Regions from separate parts of the Homo sapiens genome. Here regions 1 and 3 are each linked to region 2. Evidence: chromatin loops called from intact Hi-C (ENCODE). Cell type or tissue: GM12878. All regions are shown on one strand.

The links. Peaks named below come from ENCODE experiments on the same cell type or tissue, not always from the same donor. Only the 100,000 strongest peaks of a DNase experiment are listed, where the experiment ranks them.
Region 1: it touches region 2 in a loop (4-fold over the local background); 7 of 110 quality-filtered maps call a loop at or near these places.
Region 3: it touches region 2 in a loop (4-fold over the local background); 5 of 110 quality-filtered maps call a loop at or near these places.

The regions. Positions count from the first base shown.
Region 1 is chr5:78,162,654-78,170,653 of GRCh38, forward strand. It overlaps AP3B1 (adaptor related protein complex 3 subunit beta 1), which reads right to left. Exons shown (of 27, transcript NM_003664.5): 12 at 2,957-3,019; 13 at 166-298. Among named protein-coding and RNA genes, the nearest start is that of AP3B1, 130 kb to the right of the region's middle. In GM12878, no CTCF peak of the experiment used is centred here; no DNase peak of the experiment used is centred here.
Region 2 is chr5:77,626,742-77,634,741 of GRCh38, forward strand. OTP (orthopedia homeobox) reads right to left here. Exons shown (of 3, transcript NM_032109.3): 3 at 1,971-4,053. The coding sequence ends at 3,523. OTP-AS1 (OTP antisense RNA 1) reads left to right here and starts at 2,930. Exons shown (of 2, transcript NR_198942.1): 1 at 2,930-3,020; 2 at 5,982-7,719. RefSeq lists enhancers at 1,596-2,161, 3,919-3,968, 5,452-5,952, 6,055-6,184 and a silencer at 3,309-3,748. In GM12878, CTCF peaks have their summits at 2,329 (motif pointing right), 3,566 and 4,275; DNase peaks (open chromatin) are centred at 3,552 and 4,620; H3K4me3 peaks cover 3,211 bases; H3K27ac peaks cover 1,716 bases.
Region 3 is chr5:77,557,091-77,565,090 of GRCh38, forward strand. It overlaps a transcript of WDR41 not described here. Among named protein-coding and RNA genes, the nearest start is that of OTP-AS1, 69 kb to the right of the region's middle. In GM12878, a CTCF peak has its summit at 3,775 (motif pointing right); a DNase peak (open chromatin) is centred at 3,811.

The sequences.
Region 1 (8,000 bases), 540 kb after region 2:
GCATATTTATGTGCATTCAAGGATAAAATGCTACTTATTGTGACCATACTACTGATATAACTGGAAAAGCTAAAATGCAAAGTTAGAAAAGGTTACAACTTGGAAATAATACCAAGAATATTCAAATTTAAATCACCTGAAAATAAAATGAAACTGTAAACTTACCATCCCTGTTGGACAGCAGACAGACCAAGCCATTGAGGCACGTGTCAGTGACTTCCAAGATGTTGGTTGCACATCTGCCTATAGTCTGAATAGTGGCTGCTGCAAATTGTTTATCCTGGCTTTTCACATAGGTCTAAAAGATATTATTTCAATTAGTTTACACACTGGTATTATTGAGTTAACCAAAACTCCGATTATATTAAACTTTGTCAATATATAAGAATTCCAGAATACATAAACTTCTCATAAGCACAATATGAGGACCAAGTGATGATGTAGATTAATTTCATTTTGTTTTGATTTTTTTACTTAAAGAATGTGCCTATGGACGAAGCACATTTTCAAGCCAGGCTCATTCACCTGTGGCCATAGTGGCTTGAGACTCCAAAACAGATAGTAGGAGCAGTCACCCAAAGACAGCAATTAGTTTAAGTGCAAGGTTGAAAGAGATGATGAGAGCTCTCTCTTTGGAGGTTTCAGTTCATTTACCAGCAGCATCTGTGAATCTATGAAAAAAAGGGTCACTTTTTCAGAGACACTAAATCTAAAAACTGGGAGAAAAGGAAGAAAGGGACCAGTAGGCTATTTACAAACATTTTAATTTCAAAATCTATCACAATGGTTGTAAAAGAATAATAGTTACGGTGAACAGTATTTCAATAAATACTTCAAATACTCAGTTTATAATAAAATAAAATACCATACTTTTGAAATAGATTTTCTTTAAAAGTATGCTTTAAAAATATACTGTAAAGGGTATATGTGTGTGTGTGTATATATATATATGTGTGTGTGTGTATATATAGTATATATATAGTATACATATATATATATACACACACACACATATATATATACACACACACAAATTTAAAAATAAAGAAATAAATCACTGATTTAACAACAGGAAGTTAAAATATCTTTATAAATTTTATAATGGCCCTAGAGAATTTCACTTTGCTTAGAACCTTCCTAATTTTTAAATGAGGAAAGCTTCTATTGTTTACAGAAATATACACACTTTGTATCATATACATGAAATTTGAAAGGTCATTTACAATCGAAATTTTTAAGAAAGATTCCCAACCTCAAATAAGAAGTATACAATGTAGACTTAACACTATGAAAAATGCAATACATTTAAGTGGTGTCTAAATGACAAATGGAGGAGAAAACCTAAAGATGTCTAAAAAAATACAAATTTGCTAAAAATGGTACCAACCAGGTGATTAAACATTGAACAAATAAATTAAATTAATTAAACTCTCCTAGTTCCATGAAGGCAAGACCAATTATATTTAAAAGTGTTCCCAAATAAATTATTTAATTTCCTTAAAGAAAAATATGAACTTATGAGTCTTTAGAAACATTCCCTATTTTACCCAAAAAGTTACTAAAAGCGTAACTATGAGCATAACACAAACATAGACAGAAGGTACAAATTTAGACAGTGATAAAAATGAATACATGAAAAAAATACTTAAAAGTTTGACTGAAAAATGGACCTTATTAAACATCCTGATATTAAATGAAAAGACTAGATGACCAATATTTTGAAACAGGTCTAGTATGTGCCCTCTATACAACCCATTCCATAACATTACCTAAGTCTCCTTTCCTACAATCCCAGGAGACTTGATATAAGCAAAAACTGGACAGTGAGAGGACACCCAAAGAGACTAGATAGGACAACAGGAAAGGAACAAGAAAAAACACAAAGACCAATACTTTAAATAAATAAAATTATAGGAATGAAGTGAAAATCAGATTCAAGCAATGATCTGCAGCTATAAGATTACTGAATAATAACATAAAATAGTATATTTTCTAGAACATCTTAATTTTTTAAGAAATTTGTCTAGAAAGATACACAACATAAAAGTGGAGTAATCCAGGTATGAAAATATAAATTATGGACATGCCATATTATTCTACTATTCCTGTAAAAAGTTTAAAAATCACATAGCTAAAAAGAAATCGTGTATACAGTGTCTTATAACCAAGAAGAAATTTAATATTGGCATATAGGAGAACTATGGCAAAAAATACATCTCTAAAAGTTGGAAGCTGATAAAAGAAAAACTCTGTGATTAGTGCATAGTATGTGGTATATTTTTGTTAAGAAAACAGATAGTGGAATATAAAAGTCATAATACTGATGTAAAGTTTTCTATTGCTGTGCTCTACAACTAAGGCTTCAGAGATGACCTTTCCATCATAAAGGGTATCATGTCCATGAAGTAATTTTTGAATAATATTTTGGGGGGAAATGCAGCTAGGAAGAGTCTCATAAGGCATAAAAATACAACTAAACAAATCAAAATAAAAAACAGCAATTTAAAAAATCGTAGTGGGGCAATTATGAAACAAATTTTTTTGAGCTATATATGAGGCTAAGGGGGCAGTGTCAAAAATAGTCATAGGTCAATAAAATGGGAACAACCAGGTAAGAAATGAAACCGTTTTCATGACCACAGAATATAGAAAGGACTATTGATGCTGGCAGCACAAAAAGATGAAATTCTTACCAGAAATACAATTTCAAACAAAGACAGAGTTATAAACCAAAGTCCTTCAAAGTCTATGAAAATATGAAAGAGAATACTATGTTTTCCTTAAATTATAAATTGTAATTAGTTTATTCTTGCAAATTTATGAATTTCTTAGTTGTCAGTCTTGTCCCAATCACTATTTTATGTACATAATTACATATTTCTAGATAGAAAAAGATGCATATTTAAGACTGAACATATGTTTTAGAAGTTTTTTATAATTAGCACTGTACACAAACCTGAAATTCTCGAAGAAGAGTTGATATGTTGGCTTCATTTGCCAAGTTTGTCAAAATTTCAAGCTATAGTAGAGAAAAGAGAAAGTAAACATTTTAAAACAAAGGTAGCAAGATGAATTTAATAGAGTACAGACATTTAATTGAAAGTTTATTTCTACTTTTAAAAATCACATTGTCAGCCGGGCACAGTGGCTCATGCCTGTAATCCCAGCACTTTGGGAAGCCGAGGCGGGCGGATCACCTGAGGCTGGGAGTGCAAGACCAGCCTGACCAACATGGAGAAACCCTGTCTCTACTAAAAATACAAAATTAGCCGGGCATGGTGGTGCATGGTGGTGCATGCCTGTAATTCCAGCTACTTGGGAGGCTGAGGCAGGAGAATTGCTGGAACCCAGGAGGCAGAGGTTGCAGTGAGCAGGAGAATTGCTGGAACCCAGGAGGCAGAGGTTGCAGTGAGCCGAGATCGCGCCATTGCACTCCAGCCTGGGAAACAAGACTGAAACTCTGTCACACACACACACACACACACACACACACACACACACACACACACACACACACACAAATCATATTGTCGCCAATGTGGTAAGGCATTATACCCTTCAGGTCAACTTAGTCTACCTTCTTATGTCCACAAACAGATATTAGACAATTACTAGTTCTTTGAAAACAATTCGGAAAAGGAGAATTCTACATCTTCACTAATTGTCTGCCCAATACAAACTTATAATTTATATCTAATTAACCTAAACAATTCTGCTAGTTTGGCTTTTTGTCTTTTAGTAAAGTTAGAAAACAATTTGCCCTCCATGTTAATACATCTGCTTTCCAGATACCAATTAATTCTTTTGATTTGTTCTCCTATAGTCTACCATCCCAAATACTCAGACATTTTAATTCTCTCTTCTGGATTTATAGATATAAACAATGTGTAATCTCCAATGGGCTTGTGAAAAAAAATTTTTACTAATAAAAAATATTTAGTCTTAAGAAAATCACAAAAAAATAGAAGAGACAAACAGAAGCAAATCAAGATGTGAACATAAATACATTCATATCAATAAACTACATTAAATAAAGCCAAATACTTAGAGCCAACTGATCTTTGACAAGGCAAACAGAAACACAAAATAGGGAAAGGATACCCTATTCAACAAATGGTGCCAGGATAATTGGCAAGCCACATGTAGTAGAATGAAACTGGATCCTCATCTCTCATCTTACACAAAATTCAACTCAAGATGGATCAAAGACTTAAATCTAAGACCTGAAACCATAAAGATTCTAGAAGATAACATCGGAAAAACCCTTCTAGACGCTGGCTTAGGCAAAGACTTCATGACCCAAACCCAATAACAAATGCAACAAAAACAAAGATAAATAGATGGGACTTAATTAAACTAGAAAGCTTCTGCACAGCATAAGAAATAATCAGCAGAGTTAACAGACAACCCACAGAGTGGGAGAAAATCTTCACAGTCTATACATCTGACAAAGGACTAATATCCAGAATCTACAAAGAACACAAACAAATCAGCAAGAAAAAAACAATCCCACCAAAAAGTGGGCAAAGGATATGAATAGACAATTCTCAAAGATACACAAACGGCCAAGAAGCACATGGAAAAATGCTCAACATCACTACTTATTAGGGAAATGCAAATCAAAACCACAGTGTGAAACCACCTCACTCCACCAAGAATGGTCATAATCAAAAAATCAAAAAATAATAGATGTTAGCATGGATGTGGTGAAAGGGAACACTTTTACACTGTTGGTGGGAACGTAAACTAGTACAACCACTAAAGAAAACAGTGTGGAGATTCCTTAAAAAAGTAAAAGTAGAACTACTGTTTGATCCAGCAATCCCACCAGTAGGTATCTACCCAGAGGAAAAGAAGACATTATACAAAAAAGATACTTGCACACACGTTTATAGCAGCACAATTTGCAATGGCAAAAATATGGAACCAGCCCAAATGCCCATCAATCAACATGTGGATAAAGAACATGTTATATATATACACACACACACACACACACACACACATACACACCATGGAATACTGCTCAGCTATAAAAAAGGAACAAAATAATGGCATTCACAGAAACTAGATAGAATTGGAGACTATTATTCTAAGTGAAGTAACTCAGGAATGGAAAACCAAACATCGTATGTTCTCACTCATAAGTGGGAGCTAAGCTATGAGGATGCACAGACATAAGAATAATACACTGGACTTTGGGGGCTCAGGGGAAAGGGTGGGGGGTGGTGAGGAATAAAAGACTACACATTGGGTACAGTGTACACTGCTTGGGTGACGGGTGCACCGAAATCTCAGAAATCACCACTAAAGAACTTATGCATGTAACCAAACACCACCTGTTCACCAAAAACCTACTGAAAAAAAAAAAAAAACAAAAAAAATAAAACAGCAAATGATCTAAACGCTCCAATTAGAAGGCAAAGACTGTAGGAGGAGTTCTTTACATATTCTGAGTACAAATCATTTATTCAGACACATGTATTAGAAATATTTTTCCCAGATAATCTTTTAATTTTTAATTTTATTTTGATAACTATATTTTAACTTTTAGACAACTTTTTTCTTTTTTCTTTTTTTTTTTTTTTGAGACAAGGTCTTACTCTGTCACCGAGGGTGGAGTGCAGTGGTATGATCATGGCTCACTGCAGCCTCAACCTCTGGGGCTCAAACAATCCTCCCACCTCAGCCTCCCAAGTAGCTGGGACTACAGGTGCATACCACCAAGCTCAGCTTATTTTAAATTTTTTTGTAGGGACGGAGTCTCGTTGTGTTGCTCAGGCTGGTCTCAAACTCCTAGGCTCAAGCGATCCTCCTGCCTCAGCCTCCCAAAGTCCTAGGATTATAGGCATGAACCACTGCATCCAGCTGGACAACTTCTAAAAAACAATCTCAAACATAGGAAAAAGCTACACGTATAGTACAAAGAACTGTTGCTGTTGTTTTTCTGAACGATTTGAGACGATAGATGCCAATCTGATGCTACATTATCCCCAAAAACTTCTATGTATATTTCCTATAAACAAGGACATGTTCCACAGACTACAGTACAACGAAGAAAATCAGGTCATTAAACTGATGCATTACTTTCACACAATTGTCACTATGCACGTAAGTTTCAATAACTGTCTCAATGATGTATAATAAAAGGATCCAGTTCAATATCACATACTGTATTAAGTTGTCTCCTTTGGTCTGAAACAGTTTCTTAGTCTTTCTTTTAACTTATATGACCTTGACATTTTCGCTAATTATAAACCAGGTTTTTTTGATAAAATATCCTTGAATTTGGGTATAATTTAGATTTTATTATTAAACTCAGTTTTCATATGAATAATACATCATTCTAATATTGAACAGTCTTGAATAGTCCATAGTCCATCCTTTCCTCATTGGTTTGTAATATCTCCTCTACTATATGGTACATTTTTGCGTGTATGGGCACATTTCTAGGCTTTCTACTCTTTCCACTTACTTTTCTGTCTAAATATCACACTATTTTAATCACTATAGATTTATATTCCTAACTGCACTCTATGCCATACTTATTACTTCCTGAAAACAATGCTCTTTCATAATCCCTTGTGTTAGCATGAATTATGTTTTTCACCTACTCTAACCCTTCGACCTCCCAATCAACCTGCCAACCAAGAAAAAAATTCACAATATTATTCTTTTAAGATCCACCCAAACATCATCTTTTCTAAACCTCTCATAGAATTAGCTCCACCTTTCTGTTCTTCACAACACTCAATTCAAATATCTGTATTACTTAAAACACACAGTACTAAAATAAGTTAGTTAGAGACAGGGTCTCAGGCTGGAGTGCAGTGGCATGATCAATGGCTCACTGCAGCCTCAACTTTCTGGGATCAAGCAATCTGCCCACCTCAGCCTCCCAAGTAGCTAAGATTACAGACATCGGCCACCACGCCTGGCTAATTTTGATTTTTTTAAAGAGACAGAGTCTCACTATGTTGCCGAAGCTGGTGTCGAACTCCTGGCCTCAAGCAATCCTCCCACCTTAGCCTCCCAAAGTGCTAGCAATACAGGCATGAGCCACTGTGCCAAGCCCTGAAGTTTATTTATTTATTTATTTATTTATTTATTTATATTATTATACATTAAGTTTTAGGGTATATGTGCACAACGTGCAGGTTTGATACATAGGTATACATGTGCCATGTTGGTTTGCTGCACCCAACAACTCGTCATTTACTTTAGATATTTCTCCTCATGTTATCCCTCCCACAGCCCACAAACCCCTGACAGGCCCCGGTGTGTGATGTTCCCGGCCCTGTGTCCAAGTGTTCTCATTGTTCACTTCCCACCTATGAGTGAAAACATGCAATATTTGGTTTTCTGTCCTTGTGACAGTTTGCTGAGAATGACGGTTGCCAGCTTCATCCATGTCCCTGCAAAAGACATGAACTCATCCTTTCTAATGGCTGCATAGTATTCCATGGTGTATATGTGCCACATTTTCTTAATTCAGTCTATCATTGATGGACATCTGGGTTGCTTCCAAGTCTTTGCTATTGTGAATAGTGCCGCAATAAACATACGTGTGCATGTGTCTTTATAGTAGCATGATTTATAATCCTTTGGGTATATACTCAGTAATGGGATCACTGGGTCAAATGATATTTTTAGTTCTAGATTCTTGAGGAATCACCACACTGTCTTCCACAATGGTTGAACTAGTTTACAGTCCCACCAACAGTGTAAAAGTGTTTCTATTTCTCCACATCCTCTCCAGCATCTGTTGTTTCCTGACTTTTTAATGATCGCCATACTAACTGGTGTGAGATGGTATTTCATTGTGGTTTTGATTTGCATTTCTCTGATGACCAATGAGGATGAGCATTTTTTCATGTGTCTGTTGACTGCACAGATGTCTTCTTTTGAGAAGTGTCTGTTCATATACTTTGCCCATTTTCTGATGGGGTTGCTCTTTTCTTGTTTTTTCTGGATATTAGCCCTTTGTCAGATGGGTAGAT
Region 2 (8,000 bases):
GTGATTGAGGTTCTTATTCTTCTCTTTTTATCTTTGCTAAACCGTCAACCTTAACAATTCAGGCCTGCTTGCCTTCCCTTAACCTAATGGCGTATATGACTTTAAAATGTTCAGGATTCTGAATACAAAAATCTATTATTGCTATAGAAACAAATATTAGCCCAGAGTCAAGCCAAGTGAAAAACTCTGTACACTTTACTATAATATTGATAAATAACCACTACATTATGAAATATAAGTATCTTTGAAAGCATCTATCACTTGAGTTGATTTGCAACTTCTCATCAGTGTTCTGAGTTGGCCCATTTTTTTCCAATGAAAGATCCCATTTCCCTTGCCTTTGAGAAATACAATTTTTAAAGATTCCATTTAGCATCCTTTATTGCATTCCTACATCATAAAGTTATGCTTTATAGCAGCATAAAAAGCTGTAAAATTGGCATCCTTGTAAACAACATTCCATGAGCACTGGTGAAGCAATCCGTAATTTGTACTGATCTCTTAAATGTGACTTGAGATTACAGTATCCACGATTTCAATTTTTTTTAAAAAAAAGCACTAACATAAAACAAGCGAGAATATGATGAAATGCAAAAACAAGGAAAAGTATTTTTCATTAACTCATATTTTAGAAATTTGGTGGTTGTGTGCTGCTGAATTCTTGGATGAGTTCTCAAATACAGAAATGTTCCGTTCTTGTATGAAATTCAAAATGAGCATGTTTTCTCTTCTTTAATATTTTAATGTACTAAAAATAGTCTTTAGGAAAGTGTATAACTGAAATATTCTGTGAACCCACCCACCAGTTTACCTCTAATTAAAATTCCTAAGGTAACATGAACAGATTTACTTTATCATTAAAAATCATAGCTTTTTGTTCTCATCTCTGAGGAGATTCCATTGTGTTCTCTTAGTTGAGTAACGATTACAACAGCTCCTCAAATTCACATGTAGCCCAGCTGTATTGTATTTTAGCAGGAGGGTATTTTTTAGGGTTTACACTCTGAGGCAACCAAATGAGAAGTCTTCCCGTGGGAAAAGGGGTGCCCTCTCAATGCCTATAATGACCATTAAATTTCAAACCACAAGATTGATTTCGGTTAGCCTTCCCAAGGAAGCCTGTGATATCGATTTGCCTCCAAGTTTAAAACACACCGCAAACCTTCCCCTCGGCCGACCGAAGAAACGGCATTTTTTTCCTACTCCTTTGGGGCAGTCCCCTGAGCACGTGCCTGAAGTCGAGGTTAGTACGCAGCCAGCAGGGACCCTGACAGGAAACCAGAGCAGCCCCGGGGTTGGGGGAGCCCTGGTAGGTGCTGGTCGTCCCGGACACGCCTCTTCTGGAGAAGCGCGTTTGTCCCTTACTTGGGAGGTCCCGGGTATCTGAAGCGGATCCCGGGTCTGGGGACATGAAGGGGCGCCGTGGCCTTAGGGAAGGCCCCAAAGAGGCCTAGGCCCCGGAGGAGGCAAGAGCCGCGGCCTAGCTTCCACCGCGTACCTGGGGCCAGACACGGCTGGGGCGGCGCCGGAGAGCAGAACTCCAGGCTCTGAAGGCCGAGGGTGCGAATTGTGGTCCCCTCCCACCCACGGCCTCCCCATCACGCGCACGCAGCCCGCGAGGGGCGCCCTCCGCGCCACTGCCCCAGGGACACCGTTCATCTGAGGAACTCTCGCGCCCTGCGTTTCGTGCCGACAGCGACGCTCGGAGTCCCACCTGGGAAACCTGGGTTGGCCCGGAAACCTCGGGAGGCTCAGAGCTTGCGTGAGGCGCTCGCGGCGCCCCAGCATGCCGCCCCGTCGCGGAGACCTCACCTTGCAGCCCAGAAACCGAACCCAAGCCCACTGCAGGGCGAAGGGCCCACGCGTTCCAACTGGCGCGAATATAACCATTCCCAAGACCGGCCCCTCCCCTCCCCCCACGAGACCCCTCCCGCCGTTCAAGGTCACACCAAAACCCATCATTCTCTATATCACATACTGAAAATGATTTTATTTTATCCATTTACATTTAACTTGATATAAACTTGTCCGGAAAAGTCAAATAATATGCTTTATATTAGCTCAAACATTTATTAAGAAAACCGAATTCCATAAATAAACACAGACATTAAGTTAAAACATATCACAAATTGACCAGTATGTAACAAGAATGCTTTATCTACACAAAACATCCTATTTCACATATTTGTTCATTCTTAGAAAGCGCTTCTGTTCTCTGGGTTTGGATTTGACCAGCACATGCAGAAAGAGCTGATTGTGTTTCTCTGTACAAAGTTGCAGGGTTGTAGATGTCCGAGTGCCCCCATCGGCTGCCAGCAGGTGGCCGAGGGGCACGAGGGACGACAGGACCACCACAAAACAACCAAGGGCACAGAGCAGCGAGAAGACAGAAACAGAAAAGGAAGCAAACAAACCCCAGTCCTGAAGGATCCAGAAAAGAGATGTGGCTTTTGCTTTTACAAAAGAAAATTTTGCTTACACGTTTATTTTATTCTTCCTTATAAAGACTTATCAAAATGGGTCAGATCACCTCTTCCTCGTCACATGACTGCTTTAGTCTACTCCAGCCACCCAATCCACTGTCACGTTCCTCCTGAGAAGCCTTCCCTTCTACACTCTCACACAGTTGTGCTTAAGAAAATGAAAATAAGATAAAATAAAAATAAAAGCGTTATCTTGCAAGCCAAGAGAGGGCTGCACGGATGTGACTGGGTGGACTGGGCAAGGGTAGCGTGGTGGGAGAGGAAAGAAAGACAGGAGCTTGGAGAGTACAAGGATAAATCAAATCATATCAGTTGGGCCCTCAGATGAGGCGGTTGGTAGCAATGCTTGTCCTCCTTTAAGACAAAAATCCCTAACATTGTGCTGTCCCTTGAACACGTCCGTGTGTGACCTAGGTGCACCGTGTCTGTGCGCGCGCGTGTGTAGCGTCTGAGCGTGAGCGAGAGTGCGAGTGTGTGTGTTTCTGCCCACAAACCAGTCCATTGGTGTCTGATTTCAGATCCTGAGTCGACTCCCTGGTACGTAAAATGGCGGGAAGGATACTTTTTGCCGGGCGCGGGAGGAGGGTCGCGAAGTGTGGGGAAAGAGGGGACCGGAGGGGAGGCGGCGGGCGAGGGGGGTCGTAGGCGTCGCGTCGAAGGTGTGGGTGGGAACGCCGCCCGTCAGAAGGCCAGGAGGAGGGCGCGAGCACGGCCAGCGCAAGCAGGGAGGCCAGGGTGGCGGGAAGGGTGGGCTGAGGCGCTGGAGACCGAGCCGAGGGCGCAGCTGGGTGGGAAGGGAAGAGGGGCGGCCGGGAGACGGGGGACCGCGGGCGATCGAAATCAGGCGGAGGGGAGGCCTCGCGGGCTGGGGCTTGGGGTGAGCCCGAGCGAGTGGAGGAGAGAGGCGAGGACGAAACGAGACGGGGCGAAGGCCGGGGCGGGACGGGGCAGGGCGCCGGGGTCCGGGTGCGCGCCGGAAGGGCCTCGGGGCGGCCCCCGGGGCGGTGCTGGGGGCGGAGCGGGCCGGGGCGCGGCTGCATTAAGTGAAGCTCATAGAGACTGTGTGCTCTAGCGCCTTGCGGCGGAGGGAGGCGATGCTGGTGCCCCGCCACACGTCGCTGCTGTCCGGGGAGCTGCAGAGCTGGGGCGAACCGGAGACGTTGCTGGGGCCGGGGAGGGAGGCGGGCACCATGCCGGGGAAGGCGGGCTGGTAGAGGTGCGACTGCAGCCCCGCGCCGTTGGAACCCGCCAGGCTGTTGGACAGGCCCATGGAGTTGGGCGGCGGACCGGCCGCCAGGCTGCACTGGGACAGCGACTGCGCCATGGCCTGCTGCCTGCCCAGCGCCGGCGGCAGAGGCAGCTGTGACACGCCAGGCATGGCGGCCGCCGCCCAGCGGGTGTCGTTGGCGTGGAAAGAGCACAGGCTGTCGCCCATGGCGGCGGCAGCGGCGGCGGCAGCCGACGGGAACTGAGGCAGGCCTGGCGTGGGCAGCAGTGTGCCGGGCGCACGGAACACGTTGGTCGTCTTTTTGCGCTTCTTCCACTTGGCGCGTCGGTTCTGGAACCAGACCTGGAGCGGGCGGGGCGGGAGACAGACAGGGAGCTATTAGCCGGCCCGGCGGCTGGGGAGTTGGGGCTTGAGCCCCAGAAACCCGCCTCGGATACAGCCGCTCTGCCCTGGGAGGAACAAGTGCCGTAGGCCCGACAAGCCCCCATACCCAGCCGGAGACTGTGGCTCCCCACCAACTCCTGGCAACTGGCGCCCCCTGCACCCACCAAGCGCGGAGTCCTGCGCTCCTAAGAGCTCGTGCCCCGAAGAGTTTACGCACTGTGCAAACACACCAAATGTGTGCAGTCTTCACCACGCCCCTGCACATTCTGTGCACTGCACAGATTCACAGGTCTGCAGTCAGGCATGTGTCAAAGTTCGACCCACAGGTGTACAAATGAAGATAAACGTGTACCCATGTAGCTTAATAGCATGCCTTATAACACTGATGTGCTATAGAATTTTCAGAAACGCTGGAAATTTGGAAATTGATGACAGGCTGTGGATGACATAGTTTCAAAATCGAAAGACAAAGGAAAACCCCTAACGCTACGGTTGACAGAGCGGAGAGGTTAATACAGTGATCTGCGTGGGAAAGTGAACGCCACTGAGCTACAGTGTTGTTTGGGTCACCACCATGACTTCCGATTCCTCCCATATTGCTTCGTGCTACTGCCACAACTCTCCGTGCCTCATTCCCAAACCACTCTATGGACACCTTTGTCTGGGCTGTACGAGTGGCTGGAACCTGCTGCCCCAAGAGCCTTCAACCCTATTCTTTTTTTTTTTTTTTTTTTTTTTTTGAGACGGAGTCTTGCTCTGTAGCCCAGGTTGGAGTGCAGTGGCACGATCTCGGCTCACTGCAACCTCCGCTTCCCGGGTCCCGGCTGAAGCAATTCTCCTGCCTCAGCCTCCCGAGTAGCTAGGATTACAGAAACGCGCCACCATGCCCAGATAATTTTTGTACTTTTAGTGGAGACGGGGTTTCACCATGTTGGCCAGGCTGGTCTTGAACTCCTGACCTCGTGATCCACCCGCCTCGGCCTCCCAAAGTGCTAGGATTACAGACGTGAGCCACCGCGCCAAGCCAAAGTCTATTCCTTTCAGGAACTTACCAAGGGTCCCAAGTAACAAGGCCTCCAGTTCCCTCAAGTCGCCCCCATTTCATTTATAAACTAAAAGCAAATTTTCGGACCAATATGAATTAAAGGAGGTCACATTTCACTACGAGATATATGAATCAAATTTAATTTTGCTCAGACAAACCCAAACGTCCTTTTTCAGGGAAATGAGTTTGATAAAATACACTCCAAATGAAAACAGCCTTCCTATTTTTTTTTTTTTTAACAGTGGCCCGGGAGTTACAGACCCTGTCAGGCAAATTTGCCTAGGCATGTCAAACCCTCTATCACAGAAGAAGAGTTCTGCCTGAAAGATATCACATAAGCTGCCAATCCAAGATAACTCCCATCTCCCCCTATTTGAATGTGATCTTTTTAAATGACAATAATAATAATAATAATTTGCCAGCAAGCCTGCCTGGAAGACTTGCAGTTTAAAATCTGGTCATCTGGCGTTTACTGTGCCTAAATATAAATGATGTAGGACAAGCCCAGGTACTGAGTTTCCTCTTAGAATTTGGCCAACGCAATTTGACCACGATATCCGTGGAAAAAAACGTTGTGCATCCGTTAATCTAACCTATTTAGTGTTTACTCTGCAAGCTAAAGTATCAGGGGTATGGACATACCTGCCCTCGGTCTCGGTGAGCCAGCAATGTTCAGCGGTGTGTTCATGCCCAGGCAAGCGTAGACGCACTCTACGCTTACCAGTGTGAACGGTGTTGCAGTCTAGAATACTCCCCCAGCTTGGGGCCGGCCCTCGCCTTTCTACCGTGCCTGCGCCGTCGCCTACCACTTTCTTCCTGTGGTTTCTACCCCATTTTGCAGATTGCTGCGTATCCCAGTGTCGGCGATGGATAAACAGGTCTCGTCTCTTCCCAGTTGCAGCCCGTGAGCTGGTGGCACAACGGATTAATGAGGCAACAGGGCTCTAGATGGTGAGTGGGATCAATGAGACCCAATTGAGCTGTTAGCGGTCTTAGGCGGAGAGCATCTCTCAGGAGGAAAGGAAGGCACAGCGAGAAGACCTAAGGCCGAAAGTCGCTGTGCAGCACCCACCCAAGGCTGGACTCGGGGGAGGTAGACGGGACGGTGTCTGTGACTAAACGGTTCCCACACCTTACACGCCGCACCGGGATTATGTTTTGAAAGGTGTCTTATAAAATCAAGACCGGTTCCTAACAACCTGCAAGTGCCAGTGAATCCCGAAATGTTTGTTTGAGGAGAGGGAGTGTGAGGGAAGGAGCAGAAAAAAGAAAGAGGGGGAGGATTGCCCAGTAGAATTTCAATAGAAAATGTGACTACCAGAATGGTTTCTGAATCTAGGATCTGCTCAGGCACAGGCGGAAAAGAACAGCTGTTAAAGAACTAAATATTATAGAAATAATCGGAAAATCGTGCTCAATTATGTTTGAGGGTTAGTAGTCAAATGATGGCTACAAATTTTTTTATGTTTCATGGCTTACTGGGATTGGGAAAAAAAATCTGCGTGGGGTCTGAGCACCTCCGTTCCAAGCTACGATGCATATGTTTTTTAAATGTGAATGTTTCCACTTGAAAACTAGAGCATGACGGATTAAAATGCAGGCAAAACCTAAGGGAGATTTTTAGAATGCACAGATGACAACTCCAGGAAATATATTAACCCCAGCCACGGGCCAACTTTGTACTCAGTTTGAAATGCAGCTCTTCTTGGAAAATGCTTAATACAACAGTGAGAATCTAATGGAGGTTGGAATCTAAAAATCCACTTTCATGATATCTGCTGTTACAGTAATATAGACATACTGTAAATGTATTTTAAAATATATAGCCCGTTTAATTCCCCAGCTATAAATGACTGAGAAATAGAAAAAAGAGGGAGAGAAAGAGAGAATATTACTTTTTCCCCCCTTGAAGCAAATGCTTTATGAAGATCTCATTGGAATCCAGCAAATGATTAATGTGAAGATTTTGGAGGAAATCTGGGGAGCTGTATTAAAGCCTAGATCTCAGGTTCATTTCGATCAGCCAGCCGTGAACTCTGGGCCGAATTCATTACAGTTTAATAGTGCTGGGAGAGGAAGAAAATGCAATTTCTCATTCCATTAGAAAACTAGAAAATACTCTCAGTTTGTCCCCCTATTAAGATGTGGCAGGTGACAGGGCCATTCTGGGGGACACGGTCAATGGAATTACAGCACACTATTTTTGTTCATATAAAATATTGAAAGGCAAGCCTGACTGTGCAGAAGTTATTTTACTGATTTGGTTTTTATGTAAATAAAATATTGAAAGTTAATTAATCCATGCTAGAGACTAATGATTATGCTTATTATATTGCATTTGATCACATAATTTGCATGATTCTCACATTGCTGCTTAATAAGCCATTCCAGGTTATAAATAATTCTGAAATTGGTTTCTAATAATGGCATGCTATAAAAGGAATGGTTTTATTACACTGGCCAGAAAAGAGGAGCTATATCAGACATGGAATTGGCCTCCATGTGAGTAGAGATGCTTTAATAAATACTTAAAAGTGTGATATATACCAAATAAAGATAAAAAATAAGTATATTGGATAATTTAGTCTAGAATCAAAAAGCATCTTTAAAAATATACAATTGCAATGAATTAAATGTTTAGATAATTTTTAATCAGCGCAGTGGCCCACATACTGAAAAGAATGTGTGGCAGTCTGTTAACTATAAAGAAAACTATGAAGTATTGATCATATAAGAACATAAGCCAATTACTATTTAATTTGAATTTGGTCAAGGAGCAATGGTACAGTGAATTGTGAAGTAAATACATTTTCCATAAATTATTTTTGCATTACATTACATAATGTTAATCATTTTGAAA
Region 3 (8,000 bases), 70 kb before region 2:
AGGAGTTATATTAAAAGCAAAAGTATGAAACTTTTAAAAGACAAAATTGAAGAATATCTTTATGATCTCAAGGTAGTGAAAGATTTACTAGACATAGCACAGAAAGTACTAACCATAAAGAAAAAGTGATAAATTTAACTCTAGTATATTAAAGTTAAAAACTTCTGTTTAAAAGCAAAACAAAACAAAAAACCATTAAGAGAATAAATAAGTAAACCACACTCTGGGAGAAGTGATTTGTTACACCCTAAAAATGAGCCCCCAAAATTGTACCCAGAATATACAAAGACCTACTATAAGTCACCAGAGAAACACACACAATCCAATAGAGAATGGACAGAAGACTTGAGCAAGCATTTCACAAAGAGGTGGCAGAAGTAACCAAAAGTATAAAAAGATAAAAGATGCTCACAGTAAGATGACATTTCACATCTGTAAAGCTTGCAAAAATTAAAAATTCTGACAATATTAAATGTTAGCGTGAGCCACTAGAACACTTGTACACTTCTCATGGCAGTAGGAATCAGTATAGTCGCTTTGAAAAAGCAGTCTGGCATTAATTGCTTAGTGGATTTGAAGGCATGCAATTCCACTCCTAGGCACGTACCTACAGAAACTCTTGCACATATACACCAAAATACATGTGTAGTAATACTCAGAGTATAGTGACACTATTCATAATAGAGAACAATGAAAACAGCCCAAATGTTTACCAACAGTAGAATGAATAAACTGTGGCATATTCATACAATGGACTATTAGGTGAGAGTTAAAAGTAATGACTTATAGTAGAAGCAATGAAGTTACAAAAGAATGTATACGGTATGATTATCTTTATATAAAGGCCAAAAACATGCAAAATTAAACAACATATTGTTTAGAAGAAAAAATGTGGCAATGCAGTGAGTAAGAACAAGCAAATAAAAACCCCACGTCAGTGTAATGATTACCTTTAAGTAGGGAGGGAAGAAATGAACACATAGGGAACTTCAAATGTTCTTTTTAAAAAAAAAAAAAAAAAAAAAACAAAACAGGAGTAGGTATGTAGGTAATCGTTAAAATGCGATTCTTCAAATGTTAATATATTTTAAATTAATATTTAACTTTAAAAAACAATTTGTATAAAGAAAAATCATTGCTCTTGAATTCTCTTTCTGTTTAGGAAAGGAAAATTTACCATTGTGACATTTTTAGTGTCTTATGAGCTTTTCCTTGTGCATGAGTAAAAATCTAAGAAAAATAGAAAAGGAAATTGAAAAAGAATATTCTTACATATGTGCCAGGCAACAGCAGACAGCCCACCTTTCCCAGGGAGTCTGGCTACACAAAGGCCTATGGAGGCAGAGCAGATTGCCGCATTCACCAAAAGAGCCTCGCTGACCTGCACCGAATTCCCCAGAGGACTGGGCCCTACTTATTTTTACATCATTAGCCCTCTTGGGGCAGGCTGAGGTCATTTCCAATTTGAAAACGACCTTGGATCACAAGCTGAAGTTTTCCATTTGTTTACGCTATTAAACATCCTGAGATATGATTAATAAGTCTTCTGCATAGAGAAATAAGTTTATTTCTAACAAACATGGTCCTTGACATGTTTCTACTATTTATGTTATTGCAGTGAGTTCATTCCACAAACTAATTTTCCAGCACTTTCTAATCTTAGCATTGTTTGGCAGTCTCTTAAACTCAGCAATAAGTTGTCTGATAAACCAATATGCAAGACATGAATTGTTTAGAAAATTATGAATATGTGATTACTTTCATCCTTTCAAAATAATAAAGTCATTGAAAAAATATTTTTTTTCTGTATTTTCCAAATTATCTATTACACTAAGGGAAAAAAACCTTAATTTTTAAAGCTTAACAAGAAATTGTGGGCTAAGATTCCTTAGGGAATCAAATATACATTTCACTTCTTGTAAAAGGGTCTATGAAAGCTGTTATTACTCTTTTAGGAGAGCTCAAGAATAAATAACAGACACATGTATTGAGTTGCTCTGTGTGTATTAAAGACAGTGGTACGCTGGTAAATAGTTAACAACCAGCTATATAGAGAGGGAAATAGCCTTGACTTGATTTGTAGCATTTGCCAATTTCTGTCATGTAAACACTCCCACTGTGGCCAATTTCAAGCTACCAATTTGATATCACTAAATGTCGAGTTGGGGAGAAATGTACCACACAGATACAAAAGATAGATGTAAATAATCTTAAGAGTATAGATGTTAAAATGCAGCACCATAATTAGAAAGTGATGTTTTTGAGCAGTTATTACATTAATATAAATTTTAAATTACAAGTTTATATAATTTGATTGTTAATAATTACTGTGTTTAACAACAGGCTGGCAAAATTCTTGAAGCTGCTTTAGCAAGGCACTAATTAGACCGTACTGGTGGTAATGTACTACCCAATCCAGTACAACAATTAGTAGATGACAGAATTCAATATATGGACATGATTTTTATATAATGTTGTTATATAAATATAATGTTGATGTATACATAACATATCTATAATTTGTTATATGTCAGCATTATATATAATATATATTTTCATTATATCTAATGTTATATATAAAACTTTATATATAATGTTATGTGTGTGTGTGTGTATTCCTACATACTCATGACCTTTATATAGGAAAGAGTCCTGAAATCCTCCTTTAAGGTAATTGCTTGGTAAACTGTATACACAATTCAATCACAGCCATGCTACTGAATTGTTTTGCAGATAACAGACCTAATTTTCAGAATTACCTCTTGGTCCAGCCAGATCAGAGAGAACAAAGCAACACATAATTTCTGGATTCCTAACAAAGTCATCTAGCAGGCCTAAAAGAACTCCAGTATCATTCCCAATCTATCTAGTCAGTGTGTGAGACACAAGGTAGGAAAGGAAAAAGGGGGAAAAGGGAGACTCCCAAAGGATCCCTTCCACAATTAATTATGCAAATCACAAGTAAATTAGACACTAAAATTTTAAGATTGATTGAAAGGCTTGCTCAAATTGCTTTAACTGTGATTCATAAACCAATCACACAAATTCATCTGTTAGGTTGTATAAAAAAATTAGAAAGATGTAGAATGGAATAAGATTACCTTAATTTAAATGTAAAAGACATGGTTGCTGAAGTATGAGTCTCTTATACCATAAGCACTAGCCCATCAGATGTTAACAAAATCTGATATGCAACAGTTTTACATATCCCCTTGTGGGAGAAAGATCAACTTGTGATCTGCTTTATAAATCAGCTACAGTGTTAGAGTTAGGCTACTGTAGCTAAATGGCTTTTAGATATGCTTCCTGTTTTAAGCTACCATATTTACAAATGAAAGCTTTTTCAAACCATGGCTTTTAATATAATTTGCATATTTAGTAATACATTGATTAAAATTAAACACGGATTATTGCAATTTATTTCAGAAACAGATGGGATGCATTAAATGAAAAGCCAGAGTTTTTAAATAGAACAGACTCGCTGGCTGACTACTGATGAATGATGAATATAAAAACTTTGTAAATTGGCAAAAAGAAAAAAAAAGTCCTTTGCGCCGATTTCTTTTCAAGGTTTTCCTGACTAGTGATTCCAGGAAATTAGTAATCAAGTTAATTTAAAATGAATAATTTATATCAAAGGTATGCATCAGCTTAATGAAAGCAGATTTCTCAGAATTAAAAATGCTTCCACAAACTTTGAATCTTCCTTGTCTACAGGGTATGTGTTCTCAGGTTTTCCTAATTATGGATTTGATAGGGTTCACCAGCAGATGGCATTCTTCCATTACATACATTCCTGCTGGATTGCTTTGCATTTACAGTTTCATGAAACTTCTTCACCAGCTAGTGTAAATTAACCATGAATTCACTCAACGGTAGAGATAGCTGGGTTGAAGCATTTGTTTCTGAAATGGCATATTCTTAAAATAGTCTTGGTTGCCCCAAACCTGATTAGATGTTGACAAGTATTTCATTTTTACATTGTTCTCTGTATCCATTGTTTTGTTGAATATCATTCACAAAAGCTAATTTTAGTAGGAATAATGTATAAGTGAATATTAGCCTCTTGTCAGTTATTTCATCAAAAGTAGATCTAAGCTTTTGCCTCATCCCCTCCTCCCATATCAGTGTGATATAATTCAATCAGATGACATTACTATGCTAGTTCAATTATGAAAATAATTTTTGCATATAAGTTTTTCATTTTGTGAAGCACAGGAATTTTCCAAGTTAATTTAGCAAAATCCAGTTTACTTTGCTTGGCTATCCAACACTTCTTATTAACCTAGATAATTAATTCTCAGAATCTCACAAAATTCATGAAGTAGAGAGTTCATTATTTAGTTTTGATACTTTTTTTTCCTTGCTTTTTTTAAGTGGGAAGTAAAAAGGGAATTGCATCTACAACATTTAAATAATGTTTCTATTATTAGAAATCTTCATTGGACAATACAGAAATCTTATTAATATATAGGCTCAAATTCAGCAACTTCAACTTGAATGGGATTGCTGAAAGTGAACTTGAAATAAAGTCAGACTAAGACCAAATATTTCCTATTTAATATAGATGCTAATTATAAATTCTCAGAATAAGCTAAACTGGGCAGTTTACAACACAAATTGTTCACTTCATAGTGAATCAATGACATACTTTTCAAAGCAAGAAATCAAATGAAAACTATTTTTATATAATGTTTCTGATGATTTTATATCTTAAAAACACATGTGTTTTCTTTTGAAACAAAAAAAGATTCTTTCATCAAAATCCTGATTGCAGTAACAATATGCTATAGAGGTTTTATTTTGTTATATTTTGTTTATAAATGTAAAATATTTCCAAAAATTACCTCCAGCTTTTTCAAAGTTTGATTAAATACTCAAAAGTACTTAAAAGGTCAGTTCCCAGTTTCACTGCTATGGATTACTCTAACATGAAATGTTTGTCACCTATTGTAAGTTGTGAAAATCCCCCTGTATCCAATGTGTTTTGTTTGGATTGAGATGGCATGCAGTTGATGGCTGTGACCTTCATGGTGGCTTAGATCCCTGGCTGGCACTGATTTTTGATTTAGTGCCGATCTGCTGCGCTTGTCACAGGCTGCAAGGTGCTTTCCATGCACTAATGGAACAGCTCAAGGGCAGAGGGGCCCTGTAAATGTCTATCTCTCACCAACCACGGGCTAAATAGAGAGGTGAGTTTTCTACATGTGAATGACAGACTCTGAGATTACTTGTAGAAGGTAATACAAAGTTTTAAAACCTGCACAGACTTGGCGAAAATAAGAAGCATTTGCAAAGTGCCAACTCTAAGGTTATTCTGCCTGCTAATGAATATGTATCTGCACTGTTAAAATGGAATATTTAACACAAATACCGATAATATATCTTCATTTGGTGGCAGGGAACTAACAATCAGTTGATGTGTCCTTTGTTTCAACTGTAGTTGTTAATAAATTCTGTTATTTAATGATGTCTTCAACAGAAAATTGCATATGTCCAAACTTTTTCCTTCTAACACAAAATGACATGATAATTGTTCTAGAAAGAGAGGAATTTAGAGACAAAATATAACATCTTGGCCTATGCATCATATTGGCTAGGCATCTTGACTACTAAAGGGTATTCCATACATGCAGCAAAACAAAAACAAATACAGGTAAATTTTGCCTTTTAAAATCACTTGGGCCTTGGTGAGAGTAATTCATACCAAGAGGCTAGTAAACATATTATTAGTGCGTCTGTAAAGTGACCAAATCCTATTTATCCTTTAAGACTCAGCTCAAATGCTGTCCCCTCCAGATGCAATTCCTGATTCTCCCAAGAAGTAAGATCTTCCGTGAAATTCTACAATATTTGATTTGTGCATTCCTTAGTTATTGCTGTTTATCTTGTATGAGGGACACATTTTATCTCATTTCCTGCAATAGACTGTAAATTCCTTAAGAGCAAGTACCGCATCTATTTTATCTTTACAAACATCTCCTTCCCTAGCGCTCAATACATGTTTGTTGAATGAATGAATGATAAATGCATATCTACAACATGGTAGCAGTCTCCAGGTTGATGAAATTTTAAAGTTATGAGTATTTGTGGTGATATTATCATTAACATTAATATCTGGCTGACTTCCTGAATCTCCACTTCAATCACCACATACAGGTTACGATGGTCCCTCTCACATTCAGAAGTCTCACTTTATATATAATTTCTGATTTCTCTCTGAATCTGCCTCCCACCAGCAAGACCACATGCTATACCAAATTCTCATCTAAGACCCCTCTACAGCCAACCCCACCAAAACAGCACTCCCCTACACATAATACTCAGATCTCTCAATATAGAACAACCTTAGTGTGCCTCATCTAACCACAGTGTAAGTCACAGGATATAAACTTCATCCATGTCTTGAAGTATTTGAAGTCATTCCATGGGAAGTTGCCTTCTCAGTAAAAGGTACATGCAGCTTGCTTTTATGGCCCTTTGATTCATACATTAATTCACCAACTCATTACTGAGTGCTTACTATGTACCAGGCACTAGAAGGTAATTACGATACAGTGCTGTGTACTCTCACGAGGAACCGGGCAGTGTGCCAGGACATACTGCAGACACTGGAGAAACATGGTACTTCTTGGATGGGGAATTTCAATGATTTAAAACATTATTTTTATATTAAAATAAAGTAAGAAATAGAATGCAAAATTTTCATGAATTTTTAAAATATAGAATTCAAAAAATTCCTACTTTCAGTAGACTGCTTTTGATCCCCCTGAGTGTGAATGCATTCTCTTCTGCCATTCTAGGTAGGTCAGTTGAAAAATGTTGATAAGTTGTCTGAAAGAACACATGCTTTGGAATAAGTCTTGATTAGAATCTCAATTATTCCTCTTCCTCATTATATATCTTTGGGTGAGTTATTTAATCACTATGAGTGTGAATGTTCTCATCTATAAAATATGCATAATACCTACCTTTTCAGGCAATTGTAAAGATTAAATAAATACATGTAAAGTATAAAGACAGCACCAAACATAGTAGGTGGTTCTGTAGGAACTTCATCCATCCCCTAAAAGAGACCTACCAGATCCTTATGTTGTTATTTCACATCTCTGCCATTTCAACTCCTTGCACCGGAACCACTGAATAACTGATAGAAAGGTTAACTGTCAAATTGCATTCTTGGCCAGACACAGCGGCTCATTCCTGTAATCTCAACACTTTGAGTGGTGGAGGCAAGAGAATTGCTTGAGGCCAGGAGTTTGAGACCAGCCTAGGCAACATATTAAGACTCTGTCTATATAAAAAACTAAACGAATTGCATTTTTTCACAATAAATTCATATTTTACATGTGGAACATCCCATTAAGACTTCATGGACAGCGTTCAGATGATCAACATAGTTTTGTCACAACTTGTAAAACTTTCAAAAGCCTCTAGTTCAATCATCTCACGTTCTAAATGACCTAACTTCTTTGTCTCCTTTCCTGGCTGAAATCCTTTTACTGCGCAATGGTAGATAGGTATAATATGAGGTTCTATTCTTAACACTCATCTTTTATCTCTCTGTACATATTCCCCTTGGTAAGCATAGCCACTCTAATGGCTTCAACCACCAACTCTATCCCAGTGACCCTAAAATCCTTATCTCCAGTCCTGACCTTTGCTTTGTGCTGCAGTCTTCAGCTTCCACCCACCTGCAGAATATGCACTGTTAAGTGAACTACCATATACTCAAACTCAACAGTCCCATAATGTATTTCAAACTATCTTTTCTTCTATCAAAGTAGAAACTTAGAAGGAATTTTTGAGTATTTTCCCCTTTTAAATCCCCTATAGTCAATTTATCACCAATTTCTTTTCTCTCTTTAATGTGTCATTCAAATTTAAATAGTCCTTTCTACTCCCATTGCCATGATTGTACTACAGGGCCTCATGACCTCAAGCCTGGAATGAGGCAGTGGGCTCCCAGCTCAGTACTTCTCATATCCTAGATGCAGAGC